3 separate regions of the Homo sapiens genome follow, and all the other regions are linked to region 3. A link is an interaction called in ENCODE POLR2A ChIA-PET data of the cell type or tissue named here. Cell type or tissue: OCI-LY7. All regions are shown on one strand.

The links. ChIA-PET counts read pairs that join two places held together with the same protein. Peaks named below come from ENCODE experiments on the same cell type or tissue, not always from the same donor. Only the 100,000 strongest peaks of a DNase experiment are listed, where the experiment ranks them.
Region 1: POLR2A ChIA-PET joins it to region 3 with 11 read pairs; 3 of 35 experiments call an interaction of 5 or more read pairs at or near these places.
Region 2: POLR2A ChIA-PET joins it to region 3 with 12 read pairs; 3 of 35 experiments call an interaction of 5 or more read pairs at or near these places.

The regions. Positions count from the first base shown.
Region 1 is chr2:174,467,553-174,470,052 of GRCh38, forward strand. It overlaps GPR155 (G protein-coupled receptor 155), which reads right to left. Exons shown (of 16, transcript NM_152529.7): 5 at 1,360-1,515. Among named protein-coding and RNA genes, the nearest start is that of GPR155, 18 kb to the right of the region's middle. In OCI-LY7, no CTCF peak of the experiment used is centred here; no DNase peak of the experiment used is centred here.
Region 2 is chr2:174,501,596-174,504,095 of GRCh38, forward strand. It overlaps the pseudogene RPA3P1. Among named protein-coding and RNA genes, the nearest start is that of GPR155-DT, 15 kb to the left of the region's middle. In OCI-LY7, no CTCF peak of the experiment used is centred here; no DNase peak of the experiment used is centred here.
Region 3 is chr2:174,633,700-174,636,199 of GRCh38, forward strand. It overlaps a transcript of WIPF1 not described here. Among named protein-coding and RNA genes, the nearest start is that of WIPF1, 37 kb to the left of the region's middle. RefSeq lists enhancers at 1,040-1,089, 1,100-1,189. In OCI-LY7, a CTCF peak has its summit at 1,304; DNase peaks (open chromatin) are centred at 92, 932 and 1,262; H3K4me3 peaks cover 1,508 bases; H3K27ac peaks cover 1,752 bases.

The sequences.
Region 1 (2,500 bases), 170 kb before region 3:
GGGACACAGGGTCACAGACAACTATTCAGGGAAGGAGCTTTAGTGGGAGATAGTTATAATAATGCACTATTCTAAGTTTTTTTCCTTTTCTATTTCCAACATATTGTCTCATGGGGTATCTAAATGCCAGGCTGTTTTACTTCAAACAACACATACCACACACCTTTAAGATTAATCATCTTACATTCTTCATTTTTTATTCTTTGTGTGTGTGTGAGACAGAGTCTCACTGAAGTGCAGTGGTGCGATCTCGGCTCACTGAAACCTCTGCCTCCCAGACTCAAGTGACTCTTGTGCCTCCAGCCACCCAGGTAGCTGGGATTACAGATGCATACCACCATGCCTGACTAATTTTATATTTTTAGTAGAGATGGGGATTCTCCATGTTGGCCAGGCTGGTCTCGAACTCCTGGCCTCAAGTGATCTGCCTGCCTCTGCCTCCCAAAGTGTTGGGATTACAGGCATGAGCCACGGTGCCAGATCACATTCCTCATATTTTAAAGGATTGGGTTTCCATTCTACCTACGTATTGGCCAGGTAAGTATCCTGGCGACTTCCTTCTTTCCTCATTGCCAACTGAAATGTATATGGTCTCTTTCCCCAAACTGCCCTGTTATGAATGGGTGTAGTAGATTTTAAGAACATGTGACAGAGGTGGAATTTCTTTAAAATTAATCACACATTTATCTGTTACCAATATACATATTCACCCCCACCTCCATTAACTGTACACATTGTCTTTTTTTTCAGCCAGAATATCTGTAGTTTTACTAACATGAATTCAATAGGCCATTTGATCTGTAAGATACTCTAGCTGTCATATACTTAATTATTTAATTTTAGTTAGATATATTCAGTTTGAGAAGTAACCAAAAGTTTCATTAACATTAAATAGGCGGTTGGACTTGAACTCAAAGATACCTTCTGACCCCATGATTCTAGAACAGCTAGGAATTCTATAGTGATTCATCATTTGCAGAATGCTTTTCACATATATTATTTCATGTAACCCCTTAAAAAACCCATGGAAATATGTGAAATTATTGTCATTATTTTATGCTGGAAAACAGAAATTTAGAGAGGTTAAGGTAACTCCACAGAGGCATACAGCTAGTTTGTGAGAGGGCCAGGAATAAAATCCAGGTGTGACTAAATCTCATGTCTTGTCTGCTATAGAACTCTAACTCCCAAATAGAAAAACAAAACTCAGTTAATCAGAAGGCTGACATTATATTTTATGGGCAGGCTTTAGCTTTCTTTATTTCATAAGAAACTAGATTTTTAAATCCCTTCTGTTAACAGTCTATTCTCAAAACTCATTCTGTGGTTTCCATTCATTTTGGGATGCAACGTACTTACCAAGGAGATCAGGCTGACAATACTTATATCAAAACTAACATTCTGGATGGCATATGCCAATGGCTTAGGGTCCATAGTGGGAAAGGTCAGTAACCAGGCAGAAACGTACATGATGGGAGCAGACACAAATGTGCTTATCACCATCCCTGAGGTTATCTGCAAAAATGAAATCAAACAGAGGAGTTACAATCTCAATTAAACAGTATTTTAAACTTTAAATAACCACGGCACACTAAAGCATTCTAAAATAAAAATGAGACACAGTAAAGACATTATAAAATCCAGCATGTTATCCAATACCATACTTCCCCTTTCTGAGAATCCTTAATACAAAATACAATTGAGTTACCTTGGTTCCTCTTCTAATCTATGCTTAATTTATATTTACGCATAATAAATACTAGAAATTTACTGTTGATGGTTAGTTATCCTCTAAGTTCTAGAAAATAAACTGTAGCAATGATATAAATAAACCTGTTTCACAAACTATGTGGCAAAAAAGAAAAGGAATTCAAAAAAAGAAAATTACCATGCAAATATTTATTTTACAGATTAAATAACAGAATTGACCTCCATTAAACAACTTAGTTCCTTTGTATTATATTTAAAAATCATTTACTCTGATGCTGTAGATACCATTTACAATACATTTAGACACTGTTAATAATTTGGTGTCAATTGATTTTAGCTATCTGCTGCAGTTATTATGCAGTATTTTGCATCTGGTGCTTGAAATTATCAATGATAAAATAGGCATTTTTTTCTTCAAAATTTCAAAGTTACCTTTCTGTAAATAATTTTTAGGTTTCTGTCTAAGTACAGAAATAAAATAGTTAAAACTAAAAAAACTGATTAAAAAAAGTCAGGGCTGACTAAAGACCCCAGATTAAATGACTGTTGTTACATTATGTTACATGATGCCTATTTCTTATAATGAGATAGCTTATAGGCATCAAATTCTCATAAAAAACAATGCTGCTTGCTCTGTCACCCAGGCTGGAGTACAGTGGTGCAATCTTAACTCACTGCAACCTCTGCCTCCTGGGTTCAAACAAATCTTGTGCCTCAGCCACCCAAGTAGCTGGGATTACAGGCAACTACCACCACACCCAGCTAATGTTTGTATTTTTAGTAGAGACAG
Region 2 (2,500 bases), 130 kb before region 3:
TTTTGTCAGCTGTTTAGGCATCTGCATACCCACCCTTGATGTGGAGGTTCTGAACTAATTCTGTCCCTCATAATCCATACTTACAATCCCACATGCCCACTGCTTCCGCAGTAATCCCTGCCTAGAGGGAAGGTGCTTATATTTCCCCTAGAGGTAAGTTTTAGCAGTGGGACATTAGCAATGAAAGTAGATTCAGCCCAGTGGGATTCTAAATAAGTTTTAAATTTTGGAGCTTTCAGGTACAGAGAGAAAGGTAGTATTTGTTGCTTTACCCAATTTTGTAAGCTATAAATAGCTCAAAAAGAAAAAGGGGTTTTTCGTGGTTTTCCCATCCACTGCAGTGTTGGACCATAATCATGGTGGACATGATGGAGTTGCCCAGGTTGCGCATCAACGCTGGCACGCTAGCTCAGTTCATCGATAAGCCTGTCTGCTTCGTAGGGAGGCTGGAAAAGATTCATCCCACTGGAAAAATGTTTGTTCTTTTAGATGGAGAAGGAAAAAATGGAACCATCAAACTGATGGAACCCCTTGATGAAGAAATCTCTGGAATTATGGAAGTGGTTGGAAGAGTAACCGCTAAGGCCACCATCATGTGTAAACTTATGTCCAGTTTAAAGAGGTAACCATCCTTTTGATCTTGGACTTTACAATGAAGCTGTGAAAATTATCCATGAGTTTCCTCAGTTTTATCCTTTAGGGATTGTGCATCATAATTGATCTTGATGGATTTTCATATGATTGCAAATGAGCTATATTAAAGACTATTAAAGGAAGCCCCTCTTGTTTGAGGGAGAGATTTCTGTGCTTTCTCATATTTAATTTGCTCTTTTTAAGGTATTCCAGCCTAGAGTTTTTGATGGAACTGATATATTGACAGGTCTCACCTAAGTCCTTTTATAAAGAATTGCTACTCCAATTTATGGTCAGATTATATGCAAGAACAAAGCAGTTGTCTGAGTTTAGGTTTCTATTTTATTAATAAAAACTAAAATGGTAAAGAAAAGAAAAGAAAAGAAAAAGCGGTTTTTGTTTGTCTGTTTTTTCTACTGTGGAAAACAAAACAAAAGGACATAAGCCCTGCCTGGCTCTGACAATGACAGGAAAGGGAAACTGACAAACAACAAGTAAACATTTAAATTATCTAATATTAAGGCACAGAACAATGATTTTAATTTGGATAGAGGACTGTTGCCAGGCTGGAGTGCAGTGGCGCAATCTCAGCTCACTGCAATCTCTGCCTCCTGGATTCAAGTGATTCTCCTGTCTCAGCCACCTGAGTAGCTGGGATTACAGGCGTGTGCCACCACACCTGGTTAATTTTTGTATTTTTAGTAGAGACGGGATTTCACATGTTGGCCGGGATGGTCTTGATCTTCTGACCTCATGATCCGCCCGCCTTGGCCTCCCAAAGTGTTGGGATTACAGGCGTGAGCCATCGCACCCAGCCGAGGAAAAATTATTAAATCAGTATTTATGCTTTTGAATATAGGTCTTGTCCAGTGTGATTTAAAAAAATTTTTTAGCTGAATTAAATTTAAGAGTTTAATTGAGCAATGAATGATTCACGAATCAGGCAACCTCATGAGATAGGCTCTGAGACTGCAGCACAGCCACGTGGTGGAAGAAGATTTATGGACAGAAAAAGTAAGGTGATGCACAGAAAATACAAGTGAGGTAGAGAAAAAGCTGGATTGGTTACAGGTTGGCATTTGCCTTATTTGAACAGTTGGCCTTATTTGAACAGTTGAACAGTTGGTTACATCTGATTGCCCAAAACTCGGTGATTGGCACAAGTATAGGCTACAGTCTGTTTATACCTCTGTTTGTTCACAATATACAGAGAAACCTTTAGGCCAAACTTAAAATATGTAAGGAGGCAGCTTTAGGCTAAACTTGTTTTAACAAGTGTAACATGAAAGTGGTTTCTTTTGGCTGTTACCATCTCTCAGGTCTGAGGATGAGGTTTTGGTTAAATTAAGTTTGCTGCCAGATAACAGTATTGACATTTAAGATTTACTAGGAGTCAAGTGTTCCTTTGAGATGACATAGGAGTACCTAGGAGTCACACCCCTTCAACTTAACAGCACAAGAGCTAGTTAACATATTTGATAAAGACCCTATTTAATGGGAATGGAGGGAATCTCTCAACTGATGTCTAATCATCAGGCTGGAGGTGATGATACTAAAGTTTATCTTAATTGGAAGCTATAGAAAGATTCTATAACCTTGGGGTGATTTTTATAGTTCTGATAAGGTCCCAGCAATAAATCTAAGTCAGAGGCTTAAGTTAGGATTTGATTTTTGAGACTGTTTGTCAAAAAATGTTAAAAGACTCAAAACATTTTATTGAAACAGAATCACGGGTCATTATAAAATAATAGTTATTCACTTAACCAGAGTGATAATAAAAAGACTTTATTTTTATTGTTATTATTTTTGAGACAGTCTTACTCTGTTGCCCAGGCTGGAGTGCAGTGACCTAATCTTGGCTCACTGC
Region 3 (2,500 bases):
CCAACCCTCTAGCCGTCTTTCTGGCTCTTTTGCAGACTCTTCTCTAGGAAGCACAAGGCTGAAGACATAAAGCTCTGGCAACCGTCACACCTCACGGCCTCTTCACGGCCTGCTGGGCTTTGCTCTGGGCTGTGCCTGCTCCTTAAACTCTGGTGCCGGGAAAAGGATTTCCTCGTCTCATATTCAAGCTGTCCCTACTGCTGCTTCTCTACTCCTGTTTTGTGTTAGTAAAAGAAGGAAGGAAAGAAAAGGGGGAAGGAGGACAGTAGAAAAAATAAAAAAAGGAAACTTAAGAATTTATAATGACATACTATTTTAACATGAAATACAAGCCAAAAGATGAGTTTTATGAGATGAAAACCCCACAAAACAACAAACTTTTGCATATAACCTCGCAAGCACGTTTTTATGCACAGTATTTCTGTATTTTCTAACACCCTTTGAATGCCCCACAGATGTCTGCAAACACAGGCTGATCTGTCCCGTTTCACATTTACATTAACAGGTAAAAATGACAAGAGGCCTAGCTGAATTCCACGAAATAAGTTATTTAAAGAACATCCGAAGTTTTGTTCTTTCAGAAGCAGAGAAGTTCTAAACAGGGAAGCAAGAGATTCTGAGAATTTCATTTTCACCATAATGGCTCAGCGTTTGTTCCTCTAACAACGTGCAGTTAACAGCTGTGCGCTGGCTCTTACATTCAAAGCCAAAAAGCAAGTTCTTCACATTAAAGAAATCGTTAAAGACAGTTCAAGGAAAGAGAATTAGGTATTTTAGAGTGGCTACGAAAAGTTTTCCAGGGGGCAAAAAGCACTAACCTGTATTGTTTTAATCTGCTGAAAACAACCAACTTCTCGAGTTCCCCTGCTGTCTTCTAGCCAGTTTCCTGTAAATGTTGCATGTGACATTATACTTCCTCACTGCACCTTCTTTGACTCGCCTCCCTAACCGGTCAGAGGCATGTGATAAGATCAATTTGCTGCTTGCTTCACATGGGGGTAACCCTGTGTCTGCAGAAATGATTGTCTCCCCCAGCTTCTTTCAGGTGTTCCCAGGACACAGGTAAAGAGGAGATAAGCCAGGGGGAAGTCATGCCTGGACTCCAGGCACTCCTGACTCCAAAGGAACCTGAAGGGGGAAGGGAGAGACAGTCTTGAGCCCCAGGGTCACCTATCTTGAGACTGGAGTTCAGCAGCTGAGAAGGGGCAGAGCGCTCACAGAGGAGCCTGGGGCTTGGGTGCTCTGCTGTCATTAGGACAGCCCCTGGGACTGCCACCCTCAGGGCAGCTGAGGAAGGGCCCTCGACAGTGCTGCACCCAGGATGTCCCCACACTCCTCTCTGGAGGGCACCAACATCAAGGGAACACACTCAGGCCTTGGTTCATATTTCTGGATCCTGCAGCAACCATGGCTACACACCCTGAATTTCCTGGGACTCTCTCAAGTTCACATGTGGTCATGCTGTCAGACAGTGTGCCCCAATTGTTGGTTCGGAAAACAAAACCACTGTATTCTCAGCCTTCCAGGGCTAAATAACTGGGAGACATTTCCCTCCTGCTGACCTCCAAAATATGCCAGCATTTTGGTTTCCCTTGAAAGGGCTGGGCATCATCTTCCTCCAGGATGGTGCTGGGTTCCTGGCAGCGTGTGAGTCCTGGCCATGGGGGCTCTGATGGTGGCCTGACAAGAGCACCAGAAGAGTGCCGGCTGTGACCCTCTCTGCCCTGTACAGCTAGAGAGGCTGGAGGAGAGCTGGAGCAGGGACTAAGCAACAAGCCCAAGGGCACCATATCTAGCTTTCTTGTTCTACTCACTGGTGCCTTCTGTTTGTTTTTTTTTTTTTTTTTTTTTTTTTGTGATTCTCTCAGCCATCAGGAGGGTCCAAACATACTGGAATTTGTGGATATAGGAAGTGGTGGTGTGTGGGAGTCAAATGATCTCCTGGACCAAGGGGAATATTCCACAATTTATAAGACTTGACTCTGCAAAAACCCCAAAGTTGCTTCTATTTGGCTACCCTGGCATGATTATTTTTAAAAAAATGCTTTTAAATGGATTTTTTTGTTTGTTTTTTAGAAAGGTAACTGTAGACATATTCCAAGTCTTGAAAATATTACCCTATAATTCCCCGATGAAGTTTTCCATGGGAGAATACCGAGTAAGGAAACCAGTCCTGGGACTCAGAACTGTGGACAACAGTAAAACCCTGAAGTCTCACCACATGATTGCACTTCTGGCTTTGAAAACACACATAACTGTTTTTACCATTTTGACAGTTGATGGCTGGTTTTCTGATTGAAATGACATTTAGATTAGACAGTTGAGTCAAAATGGCTGTCCAAGCTATAGTAGACATGGCATTAACTTTAACATAGGAATAATGGTACAATTTTGCCATCTTGGAGTCAGAAATTGTAAGAACTTTGGAAAAACAAAATACTACATAGATGAAAAATGATGATGACTCAATTTGAATGTATTTAGAAGTCTCACATTCTGG